2 separate regions of the Homo sapiens genome follow, and region 2 is linked to region 1. A link is a loop called in an ENCODE intact Hi-C map of the cell type or tissue named here. Cell type or tissue: MCF 10A. All regions are shown on one strand. Links, peaks and the distances in the headings refer to the core of each region. The heading gives the core; the rest is flanking DNA.

Region 1 (8,000 bases), core at 1-8,000:
CTGTATTTCTGTCCTTACTTGCTCTCCTGGCCAGGTGCTCTTATGCAGTGCACTAGCTGTACAACAGTACCTACTGGCTGGACCCTCTCATTCTCTACCAATTCAGCAGTCTCCTCTTGGCTTCATTCAGGAGGCTGTCTCCCCATGGTTGCCTGAACCCAAAAGCAAAATGTGTGGGTCCCACCTACTTCTCACGCTCTAGTTCTAAAGAATGGGCCCAGGTGTCCAGCCTCCACGGCCTGACATTCAATGCTGTGTACACTCCGGTTCCAAGTTGCTTTTCTACTCACTGCACCCCAGACTCTCTGCTAAACAGGCTACTTTAGTCATTGCCACCCAAATAATGCTTGTGAAGTTGCATCTCCACACTCTCATACTCTTCCCTTACCCTCACCTTTTATCCAACTCTTTCAAGGCTCGGCTCATTTTCAGTCTTCTGGGAAGCCCTCTCAATTGCCCCCAATCAGGAGTTACTGAAAAGTGTCCTTGTACCTCCCATTGGTCACCGACTGCACGGTTCATGTATTGGGAACCTTGATTGTTAAGAAGATTTTAAGTTCCTTGAAGGTGGAAACCTAATGAGAAGACTTGCCCTTCAGGCTCCTCTACTTAAGAATCATTCCAAGCAATTACCATGGAAACAAATATCTTCTCTTCCTGGCCTCTTGGACCAAAACAAACAGACAAACTGTTAAAGAGCAAGGAATTTGGCTCCCTGCCTAGGTTGGCAGTGAGAGCGTCAGAACAAGGTTGAGGCCAAATCCATGAACCTCATTTAGTTAGCTGCCCACGAACTTGGCTTGGAACGCCTTGGCCCCATCTTAAAGAAAGCCCTTCATTCTGGGGACGCTGGTCAGCCTGAGGCCCATGCTCCTTAGTCCCACCACAGGAAGCCTTCTCTCTCCATCTGTCACTCTGAGACCATATTGGCTGAAGCTCTGGGCTTACTCATATCCTGAGTCATCCAACCTCGCATGTCCGTAAAAATATCCGTATCCTTATAGGTGGAGGCCTTATAGATAGGTTGTTGAGTCAGATTTATGAGTTTGAGAAAGAGATGCTTTGGATGCAAAGGACCTTTGGTGAGTTTGCAGAAGCCCTGGACTCAAATCTACCACCACTCAGAACAGTGAATGCCAGAAAATTCCTGGAAAAGGGCATCTCTTTGCTGAATGACCCTAGTAATCTACTCATTCCCCAGGTAATTACTGAGCCACTCTGTGTTCCAGGCACAGTTCTAGTTTCTGGAAATATACCTGAGAACAAAACAGACAGAAATTCTGCCCTTATGAGCCTCCACTTCAGCTCCTGGCCAAGTCTGTTTTTCATATGATCCAAGCACTTTGGCAGGTGTTAGGGCTGTAAAAGGGATGGCATGGGACCCCCTTGGGTAGGGGACGTGGCAGACACATCTCTTAGAAATATTGCCGCAAGCCTCACTGTTCAAGTCTGGTGTGTGGAGCAGCTGCATCAGCACCTCCAGGGAGCATGTTAGAAATGCATCGTCTCAGGCCCTTCCCAAGCCCTTCTGAGTAAGAAACTGCACTTTACAATATGCTCCCAGGTGAACTGTCCGCAGGGAAAGGCTTGAAAAGCCTTGCTACAGGACAGCAAATCCCACAAGCTGTCCTACAGTGAAAGGGAGCAGAACGATAATGTGCATTTGAGAAAGAGTACATCCCATGCCTCAGATTTAGAAAGGTGGCGTGTTCAAGACTGAGATCTCCTCAGAAAGAAACATGCTTAAAAATCCAATGCTACTCAACTGTATTTGATGGCTCAACAACAAATCACCGACTGTAATCACTCAACAGAACCAGCATCCTGTGAAACACACCTTGAGAAACCAGTAGTGGACCTTCTGGCATTCCCGGATTCAACTTTCTTGGCTTCAATGACTGCAGATGGAGTGAGCCCATGGGGTGATAACTGGCAGTTTTGCTGAGGAACAAATCTGAATCATGCCTACTGCCAGGCTGAGGCTCTGGGCCAAGGTCTCAGCTTGGGATAGGGTGAGGATCAGAAGGCTGGAAAGATAGAGGGACTCGGAGACTGCCAGCTACTGGTTAACTTGTGGCATAAGGAGGATATATACAGAAAACACTGGATTCTATAGCTGAAATATGTCATTTGGAGAAATTTAGGAGCCAATATAAGCATTCCTTATTTGTCATTTCATGGGCTATATATATTCCACAGGTGTCAAGAATCTATAATGATGATGATGATGGCAAAGACAATGATAGATACCTTTTTAAAACTTACTATATGCCAAGCACTGTCCTAATTCATATGTTCCCAACAGCAATGCTAAGTGGTATAATCCTCATTTCTGCAGATGAAGAAATTGAGGCACAGAGCTGGCTCCTCGTTTTAATCCGTTTCATGCTAAATGTGACTTCTGAGACCTAGGTGACAGGCATCTGACTGGTGCAGACTAAACTGGCCAGATGATGGAGTGACCACTGGTCCCCTTTATCCCTCGAGCCAGCCCCTGAAGGCTGAGAGACTTGCTCAGAGCCCCGTCCCAGAAGTGGGCAAGATTCATATTTGTGCCTTAGCAAAACTGCCAGTTATCATACTATGGGCTTATTCCTTCTGGAATAGGGTAAAGCAAGAACAGAGAACCCCCTCTGGGGGTGCCACTTAGGTGTGAAGCAGCCCTAATTGGGCAGGTATAGGCTGGAGTGACCTCAGTGGTAGGCCTGGGAGGGGACACCTGGTTTGCTCTGGGGCAGTCGTAGAAGGCTCAGCACAGTGCTGGACTGCAGGTAGGACTAAGCTTGGATTATAAGGCCTGGGATCTTCTCATAATGCTGGTCTGCAGCCACTGTGTGGCCTGTGACAGGCCTTTCCCTGGGTCTCAGTCTTTGAAAATAATGATACACCCCCCACCACACCCGGTCATGGGTTGCACCTTGGGTTTCAACTCAATGACTGCTTTTCAGGAGGTCCCTCTGGGGCTCCTTAGGGTTATGGCTGCTCCAGGCTGGCAAATCCAGATCATGCAAGAGGTGGCTTAACCCTCTCCCTCTCAGGGACACGAAGAAGATCTGTTGCTTCCAGATTGCACCAACACACATGCCTAGAACCCCAGTAATGAAGCTGGAACCTCTGCTGTGTGGTCAGACAAACCCAAGGATAAATTGCCCCTGCTTCTTGGGATGACACTAGGAATTCGCCATTCTTCACGAGGCAGTCCCTGGGGCCTAGAGCCAATTCATTCAGTTTAACATTCCCTCCCTTTGAGACAAAGTATAGGGTGGTGATAATGAAGTCAGTCGGGCACAGCCTTGAGTGCTGGCTGTGTGACACAGGGCAAGTCACTCAACCTCTCTGAGCTCCAGCATGCTCATTGGTAATTGGTATAAATGAAAGTACCTATATCATGGGACTACTGTGAGGTGCCAGCACATTATCAGTGCTTTGTAAAGAGCCGCTATTACTCTTGTTGTTGCTTGGACATTTGTTATGAGGGGGGAATACTTTTTAAAATTTGCTTTTTAAAAACATCAACAAATTTCTGAAGGCATTTTCAAATGAGACTTTAAAATATGTTTTTCTCTTCTTATAAAGTTAAAATTTTTGTATGAGGTTAGGCATAATTTTTTTTTGTTTTAAATTAACAAATAGCAATCAAGGGCTTCTAAGCAATTCCAAGGACCCCCTTGCTGCTCTATTCCACTAGTCTTCCACCCTCTCCCTCCTGGCAGCAGTCGTTGGCATTTTTGTATGTCTCACCCTGGAGGCTGGCAAGCTCTGCACCTCCTGGTCGGGAGCTTCCAGCTCTCCCCTGCAGCTGTCCTGAATTCCTCTTGCTGTAGGTTGTCCCTTTGTCCCAGAGCACTCACCCTAACAGGGAAGTCCCTCATTTCTTCATTAACTTCCAGGTTGCTCCCTCCCCATTAATGCTGAGCTGGAGAAGCAGGGTTCACAGGACCTTACAATAGGGACCAGGAGCAGCAGCTCGGAGATTCAGGCCGCCTTTGGCTTCCTTGACCCTCCTGTACCCAGGGCCAGCATCAGGGAGGGAGGAAGAGGACAGGGACAACAATCAGCAGGGCCCGTGTAAGCATACACTTCTTATGGATGACTCCTCTGACAACCACACGGGGTAAGGCCAGGCTCACGGTCACACAGTGGCTGAGCCAGAAGATCAGTGTTTTTGCTTTTCCATCTAATAATGGCTCCGTCTATACAAAATTTTGGGCAGGAAGGGCAATGCATCTATCAGAACTCATTGGTGACAGGCGCAGCAGGAGCTAAATTGGCTGAGTTGAACCAGGCTGTTACTTCCTAGCTGTGTGACCTTAGGGAAATCACCCAAGCTCTCTGTGCCAACAATTGTGCCTACCTCATAGGATTCATTTAAGGATTAAAGAAGTTGATAAATATCAAGTGATTAAAATCCTACCTGGCACATCCATAGCAGGGATTCTACATGCTAGATATTTTAATTGTTGTTAAGCCTCATGAAGGCAGGAGTCTTTGTCTATGTTGGTTATTGGTCTGTGTTAGAACAGTGCCTGGTACTTAATAGGGGCTCTATAAACAGTTGTTGGGTGAATGAATCTATTTCTTTCAAGATAAAAACTCTTTTGCAATGCAGCCATTGTTTATCTTGGCCAGCAGAGGGCAGCAAATAGCTGTGGACTGATTAATTGTGGACAAGGGTGGTTTTAATTTTGAAGGCTAACAGAACTGTCCCTCCTGAGCCAGTTAGGGAAATAAAAGGTTGCCATGAACCTGTACGACTGGCCCCGACCCCTCCCACTCACCTTTGTGCAGGTTAGAATGATTGTCAGGCATTCAACTCACAAAAAATCTTGGTTCCATTTCTTCTCAACTTACTTTCAATTTCCTTCCTCCCTCCCTCCCTCTATCCCTGCTTTTCCTCCTTTCTCCGTTTTCTCTAATCATATTTCCCCCTGCCCCCACACTCACTCCTCTGCATCAAGCTAGTATACTGTACACACTCCCAAACTTTATCTGTACAATTGCAGCTTGTACTGCAAACCATGACATCTAGAGTGGATCCTTATACAGTATTCTTCCCAACCAATGAATGCTGCTAAACCTAGTATAATTTTTTAAACAACATGTAATTTGATAACTAGACCCAGAGAGGTACTATAGCTTGGCCAAGAACACACAGCAATTAGGGGTAACGTTAGAGCCCTAGCCAAGGCCTTCTGCTGTCCATTATACAGCCTCATCACACATGTTCTCTTTTGCCAACAGGAGGCTCGTGTGGTCCCTGTTTGTCATCCAGTCAATACGGCCATCAGCTTCTGGCCCCAGACACCTTTCCTCTGCACTGTGGCACAGAGGAGCAGACTGCTTTGGAGGGCAGCTTCCTGGGAGCTCCAGGGACCCTGGCCAGGCGGCCACTGCCACTGACTTCCTCGGCTCACTGAGCCCGTGCCTGCAGCTCTCGTGTTTCCTCTGTGCTGCAGTGGACGCTTATCTTCCCCCGATGGCACATTTCTTTGTCACAGACAGGACCCTCACTGGCAGTCGGAGGTGAGTTCCCGGGGAGCTTCTGGGTCTTGTTGGTGCCTTCTGGCACCACTTGTGGATGGGATGGCTCTGACACCCAAGCCTCACCACTGCTCCGGGGGTAACCCAATGACATGATCTCCCCAGCTTGCTAGATCCTGTCCTTCCCAATTATGATCCAAAAAATCATGCTAGGATAACTGTCTGGAAAAAATATTTAATTGGTCTTCCAGCTGGGAAACAAATTCTATATGAATTGATGAGAAAAAAAAAACAGAATTTTTAAAACTAGAAAAAATGTGGGTGACCTATTATCTTAGGGGATATTTCTTTAAGCATGAAAGCAAAACTAGAAACTATAAAAGAAAAAATGTACAGGTTGACTACATAGAAAAAAGCTCTATATCCTGGTAAACATCCAAATCAAAATAAAAGCTAGTGACAAATGGAGAAAAGTTGAGCTACCCGTGTAACAGACAAAAGATAAATATACTAAATCAGACTCTCAAGAAAATGGATAAAGAATCTGAACTGACAACCTAAAAATATCAAGTCATAGGAACATGAAACATGCTCAGTGTTACTGGTAATGAAGTAAATGCAAAATTCAATTTCTGCATCTTGAAGTTGCAAATTTCAAAACTACGTAGTGTCAGTGAGGATGCGGGCCACAGCCTCTCTCATTCTGCTGTTGGCACAGTTCTGGAGGGCTCTGTATGCTTACAGGTGTCCATGATAAATGCTTTTCTGTGTAGCCTTCATCGCTATCACCTTACTATCTATTGCCTCCTCCCTCCCGCCTTCCTTTACCACACCAATATACTTCACAATGATAGGGATATTGTTTACTGATCTGCCCCAAATGCTTACAATAGCACCTGGCCCGGCTGGTTGTGGTGGCTCACGCCTGTAATCCCAACACTTTGGGAAGCCAAGACGGGCAAATCACAAGGTCAGGAGTTCGAGACCAGCCTGGCCAACATGGTGAAACCCCATCTCTACTAAAAATACAAAAAATTAGCTGGGCGTGGTGGCAGATGCCTGTAATCCCAGGCTACTCAGGAGGCTAAGGCAGGAGAATCACTTTGAACCCAGGAGGTGGAGATTGTAGTGAGCCGAGATCACGCCACTGCATTCCAGCCTGGGTGACGAGCAAGACTCTGTCTCAAAAAAAAAAAAAAAAAAAAAAAAAAAGCACCTGGCCCAATATTAGATGTTCAACATATGCTTATTGAATGAATAATTGATCTTTAACCCAGTAGTTCTTAGGAATTGATACTAAGGCAACAATCAGTGATGTACAAAAAAGATTTATATCCAAGGATGCTCATTTCAACATATATTGTAATAGTCAAACTTTGCAAACCACTGAAATGTCCAGTAAAAATTATGAACCATCCTTTTTAGAGACTATAATAGTAAAGTCATGAAAATCATGTTATAGAAGACAACACAATAACATAGAAAGATTTCCTAGATATATTTTGAAAAGGGCAGGTTATATAACTGTCCAGAAATTTATTTTCTATGTATAATACAATCTTAATGTATATAAATCTACACATATATGCATGGAAAAACTTGTGTAAGAACATACTGACATTTTAACAGTATTTATCTTTGGATAGAGTAATTGTAAAATGTTTACATGTTTTTCTTTACTCTTTCATGTATTTTTGCAGAGTTTCTGTGATAGGACCATTTTGTTTTTGAGACTGGATTAAAAACAATGTAGCAGAGGCCATGGGTGCCTCACCCATATTCCTCAAGCTGGCCCTAGTTCCAAGTAGCTAAGAGCCTGGCGGTGGCCCTCTACCTACAAAGGATGGGAGTGGAGTGGCTCTCTCTCACAGCTTCCTCAGCCCCAGGGGACAACTCTGCAGCATGTTCCTCACAGCTTGACAGAGGCCCTGGCCGTGCACCTTGGTGGCTGTTCTTTGCATTCCCTTCTTCTCAGCCTTGCTTCTCCATGCCACCTCAGTGCTTCCTGGAATCACCTTTCAAGCCAGCTACTTGCACACAAATCCTTGTCCCAGAGTCTGCTTTTAGGAGGAGCCCAGGCTAAAAGGCACAAACGCTGTTTTAAAAATCCTGCCCACTCCGTGTAAAGAACATCAGCCAAGCATGGTGCTATAGAAATAACTCCTATCTTGGCTGTTCCTGTGTGTAGTTCACTTTCAATCTCTCAGCATCCCTGAGTTGAAGAGAGATCTTGCTTAACTGGGAGGGAAGGCCAAGGGGTTTCTGGATACAGGAGCCACCTTGGGGATCTTAGAGCCTCAGAAGAGGCAAGGATGTACGTTATAAGAAGGGGCTGTCCAGATGATAAATGAAATTAATAAACCACCCCTGTGATGCCAGCACATGGCTCACAGCAGATCTGCATCAGGCGCCTACCATTGCCCTAGGATGCCATTAACACCTACTCTTCCTTATGAGGCTTAGAATCAGGGCTGCTGAGGACTTCAGAAATCATCTCATTCAGGTGGGGTGAAGGGGGT
Region 2 (9,038 bases), core at 1-8,000, 330 kb after region 1:
GCATTTAAAAAGGAAAAAAGTGTACATTATTAAACACATCTTCTTCAGAATCACAAACTTGACAAATATATCTAAGACTTACCCCCATGGTTTCATTGGACTCAAAACAATCCATGTAGTTGGCTCCCCAAAGACTCCATGAAGAAAGGAACTTGAACAGGTTAATTTTGACTGGTGTCTCCACAAAAACGATATAGTTGGGAGTCAGACCAAAACTGTTCAGAAACACAAATGGGCTTGTGAATGAAAGGGCTGATTCTCAAGCCACAGACAAATTTGTATATATGTGGTATGCTCAGTTACAAGAATCAACAGTGCCTACATGAAATTAATTATGTTTAAATTTAGTTTTCTGCAAAAAAATATTGTGATCAGGATTGGTATCAAAGGTAGGCAAAGCAAATCTTTAAACTTGAGTTTTCCTGAAGATTCATAGCAGGCCTTCAAGTTACCTATGAACGTAAGATGGCTTGAATCGGTCACTGCAGGGGAATTGTACAACGATCTCTGACTTGCTTATTGGATCTTCCTTGTCTGAAATAAAGTGGTTTTAAAAGGCTTTGGAAGAGCCTCTTATTTTTTTTTTAATACAAAGCATTTAGAACAGCTTATACAGGCAAAGAAACACATTTTGATTGTTTTAGAGGGGTTATTTTCATTTTCTCCATCATTTGCACTTCTTAGTGAAATTTCATGTGAAGCTGCAAAATCACCCAGGAAAATCCAAATAGCAGCAGATTTGGAAACGTGCACTCAAATAGGGTTGTGGCAAGTGGAGTGTAGTGGAGTCACATCTTGCAATAGCTGGAGGTGGGTTTTAAGTCAGGGGAGTAGGGAAGAAACCTCAGAATGGTCAAAATGCCTTTTGCAACATCTTAAGATGCCCAAAGGATATAGTTTAGATGGGTTTGTGTCAATAGCCCTGTACAGTAATTCTTATGCACATTAAAATTTACTCACTAGTAAGTGAATGGTCCTCAAACTTTAGTGTGCATCAGAATCACATAAAGAGTTTCTTAAAATACTGATTGCAGGCTCCACTCCCAAAATTTCTCATTCAGTCTGCCCAGGACAAGGCTCAAGATTTGTATTTCTAACAGTTTCCTAGGTGATGGTCTTGGTCCAAGGACTACACTTTGAGAACTGTACTAAATAATACTAAACAAAAATCTGTATACATTCAAATAATTCCATCATCAAGGTGGTGAACAATGAACCTGGCAATAAATGAAGAATGAATGGAGAATTCTAGGGTACACTCTTTTTGCTGTAGTTCTTTTTCTATAGTACTTCTATGAGATAACAGATTTGTTTGTAGTTTTGGGAATTAAGCGCAACATATTTAGTACACTCTCATATATGTATGTATGCTATTATGCACACATACATGCTTATTTAATTTAATTTTGCCTAGCACATGAATAAGTGCTCAATAAATGTTTGCTAAGTTTGAATCCTAATTGTATATGATCAAATCCATATATATATATGTACTACATTTTTAATATTCTAGAAGAGAACTTGGACACTTGCTTTCTATATTTTCAAGTCGTCATCCTTTGATATGATGCCCTTGGGCATTAGGCCCCTTATAGGGTAGGGATGAGGGCAGTACTTCTGAAGTCTGAGAGTAATTTAACTATGCACAAAATGCTATTCTGACATTCTTATCTTTCTCACAATACAGTAACTTTCTCACAATATAGACACTTATTTTCAGAAGAGGACAGATTGGTAAACTCACCTGCTTGCAGTGGTGGGATCTTTACAATGTTGTAGGCAATTGAAAAATTTTTTCCAAAGCAATTACCAATATTGTAAACGGTTCCATCATTTTCAATGTGGGGGTGAGCAGTGGCCCCATTGACAGAGACATAGTTGCAAAGATCAACCTACGGAAGTAAAGTGAATGTCCTCCAGTTGAGAGAAGGAAGATACATTATACCTTTGTCCCTAGGTCTGAGGTCATCACTACCCCTTGAACTCTCATCCTAAGTGCACTTCTCTTTCTTCCCATCTCTCTGGATTCTACCCTCTTTCACCTTGAGTTCCCACCTTCATGCAGAACATAATGCCCCCTCATGTGTCTGAATCTGGAGTTACCTGTGACATCTCTTTATTTGATGTATACCATACAGTGCTCTGGTTAGTTACTTTTCTTTTAGCATATGCAGATTGACCTGAAACCATAAGTTTGAGTCCTCAGACTTCTTTATACTCTTATTATTGTATTAGATTTAATTGTATAAGATTGCTAACATTTAATAATTGCTGATTTCCAAAAATGTCAATTTCGTATGGTACTATGTAAATACCAACTATATGTCTTGCACATGGTACTGTATGAGTTTGGAACTGAAAGGGACTTCAAGCTTCATCTAGTATAGAAAGTCTTAATTTAAATAGACTTTAGGAGAACCATGGATCTCTTTTAATTAAATATAAACATTTCTGGCAAAAGCATACAGCATTTAATTCAATTTTATGTCTCATAAGAAGTTTAGAACTACAAATGTAACACAAATCTCTGTTTGCAGAAGGATAAATTGGGGTTCCAGAGAGATCAAGTGTCTTGTTTAAGGATAAAGAGCTAGATAAATCAGCACTAGATTTCCACCTGGGACCTACTTGGTAAAGAGTTATTGAATGAATAATTACTGGAATATATATTTATCTAACCAAAATTATTTCCAATTAATTAGGGAGATTTTTTTAAAGCATAGGACATTTTAGCAACCTTATTTAAATAATAGGCAAGATATTCATTTATTCAGTCAATCATTTATCAAATACTCTGAGCTTTCACTATGTGCCAGGCACTGTATCAGGGCTCAGGAGAGAGAAGATCTTTGCTTTCAAGAACTTCATTCTAGACCCGTGCTGTTCTATTAATACAGGACCACTAATTTTTAGATAGAACTTCAAATTCAGCTCCTCAGTCACATTAGCCACATTTCAAGTGCTTAATAACACCAGGATAGCACAGTTATAGAGCATTTCCATTATTGCAGAAAGTTCTATTGGACAGCCCTGCATTAGACCAATAAGCCGGTGTAAAGCACTGTGAGTGTGCAATGGCATCGTAGAGAAGCGCCATCTAGCCCAGACTGAGGGATGAGGCAGTTTTCCTGAGAAACATGACTCCAACTAATGTTTGAAAGGTGCGTGGAGTTAGCCAAGTGGAGCAGGATGACAGTGTATTCCAGGGAGTGGGAATCCTAATGTAAATGCATAGACTTGTGAAATAATGTGTGCTGTTTGGCCATTACTAGTCATTTAACCTGGCTGCCATGAAGGGCATGCGTAGAGGAGGCGAAATAAGAGTGGGCCAGCCACAAAGACCTTCGCTTGGACTTTATTTGGGAAGTTATGGATTCCCTAGGTGGAGTAATACTTTCATATTTATATTTTAAAAAATTGCTACTGCTGCCTTAAATAAATTGTATTTAAGGGAATCAGGCTGGAGGCAAAGGCACTGGTTAATAACAGTAAACAATCAAAAATTTCACATTTTTAAAATTACATTTTACAGTGCTAGTAACAGTGGAACCTGACTCCTAATAAAGTCTATTCTGCAGCCATACCATAGCTTCTATATTTCTAATTAAAATATCATGTAATTGTAATACAGATTCCCTATCAAAGTCAAATGAATGATTTAGAAACTCAGCTTTTGTTCTTCTCTAAAGGAGCTACACACACACTTGTATATGGTTACACACACACAACATAAACAAGAAAGAGCTATGGGGAGTGTATGTTAAGACATAGTAAATAGTCTGTTGAGAATTATAGATCAGCTTGTGCTATTGAGACTCAATGTTGAGACTATTTTTTTTCTTCTTATTTTTACCAGTACTGCATTTGTGGTTCTGGCTTTTAGTTTCACCTCTTGGTCTCCCAGCTATACTGTATCTCTTTTGCCTTCCCGTACAGCCCACACATGGCTCCCCAAATAAACATCTGAAAATATAGCCCTACTCATACTACTTCTTTGAGCAAAAACTTTCAGTAGCTTCCCATTAGCTAAACAACATATTCCAAATGTATAGCCAATTATTCAAGCTTTTAATTTCATCCTACCCTGTGTCTCAATATTCCCCTTGACATTAACTACTCTAGGCAACTAGTTCTCAACTGGGAGTGTTATTGCCCCCTAGGGGAAGATACGGAAATGTCAGGAGCGTTTTGGGTTTGTATAATGATTGAAAACATGACTGGTGTTTAGTGGATGAGGCCAGGGATGCCAAACCTCTCCCATGTGTGGGACGTCTCCATGATGATGAGTCACCCCCTGCCTAATGTCATACTAATACCTCCACTGAGAAATGCTGCAAGTCTAGTCCAAGGAGATTATTCTCCAGTTTTCATGAACACCTTCTACCTCCATGCTTTTGATCGCTTTACCCCCTCCATCTAGCATATCCTTTCTCTAAATTCACTGAAATCATCCCTCTCTTTTAACTTCCAGCCCAAAGCCTTTCCCTTTAAGCCTTCTTTCACCTGTCCCACCTTGCATTGCCAACTACTTCCAGAAGTAATTCCTTTCGTATTTATGCTTTCTTAAAAGATTTTCCTTCTTAAAAGACTCGTCATATTCTTTGTCCTATTACAGTTACATATTTGATTTCTCCACCTAGACATTAAGTCACCTGAAGACAAGAACAATGCCTTGTAAATAGGTGTATCTTAGTAAATATTGGTTCAAAATGTGTATCTAAGGACTGCTGCATTGAGATTCCCTAAGTTCTCCATAAAATTTGTCACTTCCAAATATTGCTGAAATTTTGTTCTATGCTATTTCATTCAAGATATAGCTTTATTTCTAATAAGAAGTATCTATAAGAAGGGGCAAATTAGTGCAACATACTTGCCTAGAACCATAAATAGCATGATTTTCAGTATCAGTAGCTATAATTTTTTGAGCACCCAGTATTTACCAGGTTCATGCTAGCTTATAAAAGCTATGAAAGGCAGGGACCATGTTACCCTACTCATTGATCTATCCCTTGCATCTAGCATAAATTCTGAATATGGAAAGCACTTGATAAGTATTTGTGTCATGAATGAATGAATGAATATGTTAGGCATTTTATATGGGTTCTCTCCAATCCATGTAAGTGTTTAAAATTTTAGAGATGAAGAAACAATGTTTGTCCTATGTCAAATAGCTAGTCATTGTTGACAATGCTAGGATTTGAAACTTAATGTGGCTCTCATGTTCTTTTCACCAAATTACACCAATTGCAGGAAAGCATCATAGACAGAGGCAATCAGTGCAGTCCATTTGGAGCTTGGAATGGTCATTCTGTGTGTCCTCATCAAGTTAGAATCATACATTCGCAGCATGAATAATTTATGTTGAATTAATTTTAAGTTCCAAATTCTAAATTCCTGAACATCACCTAGCACTGTGTCCCACCTGCTTAATTGTCTCCAAGGTCTCTGGATTAATCTTTGTAATAAAGTTGGTCTCTGTGCAAGCGTAGTAATCTTCCCCCACTGGGTAGACATTAACAAGGGCATTGTCAGTAACCTCTACTCCTCGAAAGTAAGAAAAAAACCTGTAGAAACAAATGAATTTTTCAGTCCAGTAATTTTCAAGCCATGAGAGAAAAAGGGCTAATATAAAATGTCTTGAGTAACATTCAGTTTGGGTTCAGTAACCTGGAAAATATATTCTTGCAGGGATCTGGGAAAGCACAGGTGCCAAATTCTGTTATGACGATCCTTTTCTCAGTCATTGCCCGTACGTAAGCATCAGTGCGGATGAACCTGAAGGACATTGAAACATAGGGAAGAGTATAGACAGGAGCAATCCGTACAGCCCATGTGGAGCTTAGAATGGCCATTCTATGTGTCCTCATCAAGTCACAATCATAAATGCACAACATGAAGAATAAAGGGTTTTATTAGCTCACTTTCTTGGGGTGACCAAGCAGGGCAGACACAATGTCCCTTGAGTTTACGTTTTTATCTTTTAAACCTCACAGATGAGGAAATTGAGGTTCAGAGGAGTTAAGTGATTGGCATATGTGGCCAAGCTGGGTTAGAATCCTAGTTGGCCAGAGCAGGACAACATGAACTTTCTATATCACACCATGCAGCCCTGGGGGAAGTTCACATAGGACCCCCACCCCCATCACCTATAACCTATCAACCTAAACTTACTGGGAAAATTCCGGACATGGTGTGCTGAATTATATTCTTCTCAATCTCCCTCTGTTACTTTTATGTTTTTCTTCAATTTTAACATTTATTTTGTTTTAAAAATTAAGTATTCTTGAATTCCATCTCTTGCCTAGACAGGTCTGCTAAACCATATCTTAGAGTAGACAGCATACTTTGCCCAGGATTTCTGATATGGAGAGCCAGTTAAAATCTGATTTTGTACTTTTAATTAATTAATTAATTAATTAATTTGAGATGGAGTCTTGCTCTGTTGCCCAGGCTGGAGTGCAGTGGCGCAATCTTGGCTCACTGCAACCTCCGCCTCCTGGGTTCAAGCTATACTCTTGCCTCAGCCTCCCAGGTAGCTGGGACTACAGGCGTGTACCACCACGCCCGGCTAATTTTTCTGTATTTTTAGTAGAGACGGGGTTTCACCATGCTAGCCAGGCTGGTCTCAAACTCCTGACCTCAAGTGATCTGGCCGCCTTGGCCTCCCAAAGTGCTGGGATTACAGATGTGAGCCACCCACACCCGGTCGCACTTTTATGAAGAAGAAAGAGTACCCTGCTCTGTCGAAGGTATAGGAAGCTTTATCTGAACTCCACAGTAAGCTCTTATGGCTACATTTCTGCTTGACATCATCCGTTTCTCTTCTATTATCATGCAAGTTGTCCTGCTTCAAGTCCCCTTTCACTTTTTCTTTACAGGTCTTTTCAAAATGCCTGAAATCTGTGGTGATCAACAAAGCCACTAATAGGCTTGAACACGAAAGCAGAAGACAAAGTATTTGTTAATACTTCATTAATGGGGGTTTCCTGGAATGATGATTTAGGGCTTCAAGGCTTTTTAGCAATAATCTCTTGTTTTCAGAAAACTTCTCTTTCTGGTAGCACTATGACATGTTTCATCCTTCACTACTTTGTGGCAGCCCCCGACCCCTTTCCCAGTGGCCTTTCCAATTTTATAAAAAGAAAAAGGAATCAAGATGGCCAATGGTTTAATAATAATAACAAGCATCACAATAGCTATTATTATGAAGTGCTTTGTGTGTGCTAGACACTGCGCTCTCATTTAATGCTTGTAATGAATATATAAGGTAGATTCTATTATTTCTCCCATTTTACTAATTATAAAACCAAGAATTGGAGGTCAACATCTTGCCAAGGTTACCCTCCTAGGCAAGTCATGTCTGTTGAATACAGGGTTTAAAGCCACTCATGTTGGACCCCAAAGCCCTAGGCTTTAGCTTCTCCTTTATTCCATGATAATGTTCCCTCGTATCCATGCAGACACACTGGCCCAGGTACATTGTGAGAAGAAAGTGGGTATATAGGTTGCCTCCTGAGTTCAGAGGTGAAAACTCACATGGGAGGAGGAGCCAAGCTAGGCCCTACTTTGAGGAGGAGGAGTGGCATGGAGTGCTGCTTTACCTTCTGTGGTATGTGACATGTCCTTCTTTAAAGTCAAACTTGTGCAGGAGGGCTTGCCCATCAAACAGGTGGTAAAATGGCTCAGATCCAACTTCAAAGAGTCCTGGCCCACATCGAAGGAGACTGCCGGTGAGCCAGAGGGGGATCCTGCCTGTGATGAAGGGGAGACAGAACATTGCTTCTTATCCCTGCCTTGGGCTAGGCTTGTCCTTGGTAAGGCAGAGTATATCAGCAGCCTGATTGGGCAGCTTCTTCCTCATAGAGCTGGCAGTGATTTTCATTTCCAGCCCTCGCGCTGGACAGCACTTAGAAAATGTCTGCTGACTTGACTCACCTTCACTAGGAGATCACACCTTGGGAAATGTGGAGATGCCCCAGAGTGTGGATAAAGGGTTGGAAGGAGTGAGGGAGAAGCATCTTGAGAGGATTGGGACTCTCCACCTAATAGATTTCCCCAAACACCAATCCATTTGCCTTTTGCCATCTCATTTTTAAGAAGATTTTCAAATTTCTTGATATATTTTAGTGGAGTGAGGAGTAGAAGTATGGATTAAGAGTGAGAATAAATGTATTTTAAAAAGATGTGTCTATAGAAAAAAGACTATTTAAATGAAAAAACAGGAATCCTGGCTCTTTAAAATCTAGAGCTATATCCCTCTGTGAGTGTGAGCTACTGCTTGGATGAAAGTCAATCTGCTGTAGCAGAAAGTCCACAGGGTTGGATGTCAGGGACATGACTTCTGGTTTAGGATCAGCTCACATGTCATCTCTGGACCTCAGTGTTCTCATCTGCAAAATGTGGGGTACCCAAGATAGTCCTTAAGGCCTCTCAGCTTTCACAGTTAGGTTTGTCCCTAAAAACCCAGGTAGGGCCGGGCGCGGTGGCTCGCGCTTGTAATCCCAGCACTTTGGGAGGCCTAGGCGGGCGGATCACGAGGTCAGGAGATCGAGACCACGGCGAAACCCCGTCTCTACTAAAAATACGAAAAATTAGCCGGGCGTGATGGCGGGCGCCTGTAGTCCCAGCTACTTGGAAAGGCTGAGGCAGGAGAATGGCATAAACCCATGAGGCGGAGCTTGCAGTGAGCTGAGATCATCCCACTGCACTCCAGCCTGGGCGACTGAGCGAGACTCTGTCTCAAAAAACAAAACAAACAAACAAACAAAAAAACAAACAAAAAAAACCCCAGGTAGGTTTATCCTTTGAGAAGGGCAGTGATTGACAGTGCTTCCTTGATTCCTACCAGTGAAGTTTTTCAAGCAAATGGATTATTTCCTATAACTAATAATGATACTGATAGTAATAATTACTGTCTATTGATCACTTTGTGTTGGATAGTGGGTGAATCATTCTATTTACATTACTCCACTTAATTTTCACAACATCCTCATGACGTAAATTTTGGGTTTTTGTAGGTAAGGGAATTGAGGCTCAGA

The links. Hi-C counts contacts between places; a loop is a spot of excess contacts. Peaks named below come from ENCODE experiments on the same cell type or tissue, not always from the same donor. Only the 100,000 strongest peaks of a DNase experiment are listed, where the experiment ranks them.
Region 2: it touches region 1 in a loop (15-fold over the local background); 50 of 110 quality-filtered maps call a loop at or near these places.

Annotation. Positions count from the first base shown.
Region 1 is chr1:68,112,210-68,120,209 of GRCh38, forward strand. It overlaps GNG12-AS1 (GNG12, DIRAS3 and WLS antisense RNA 1), which reads left to right. Exons shown (of 10, transcript NR_040077.1): 7 at 5,242-5,523. It also overlaps a transcript of WLS not described here. Among named protein-coding and RNA genes, the nearest start is that of DIRAS3, 66 kb to the left of the region's middle. RefSeq lists a silencer at 4,457-4,751. In MCF 10A, for the core only: a CTCF peak has its summit at 4,625 (motif pointing right); DNase peaks (open chromatin) are centred at 942 and 4,642.
Region 2 is chr1:68,439,109-68,448,146 of GRCh38, forward strand. RPE65 (retinoid isomerohydrolase RPE65) reads right to left here. Exons shown (of 14, transcript NM_000329.3): 3 at 7,602-7,752; 4 at 5,668-5,775; 5 at 5,423-5,564; 6 at 1,745-1,892; 7 at 453-534; 8 at 83-215. The region is part of intron 1 of LOC124904198 (a long non-coding RNA gene); the gene reads left to right. Among named protein-coding and RNA genes, the nearest start is that of RPE65, 6.3 kb to the right of the region's middle. In MCF 10A, for the core only: a CTCF peak has its summit at 4,150 (motif pointing left); a DNase peak (open chromatin) is centred at 4,203.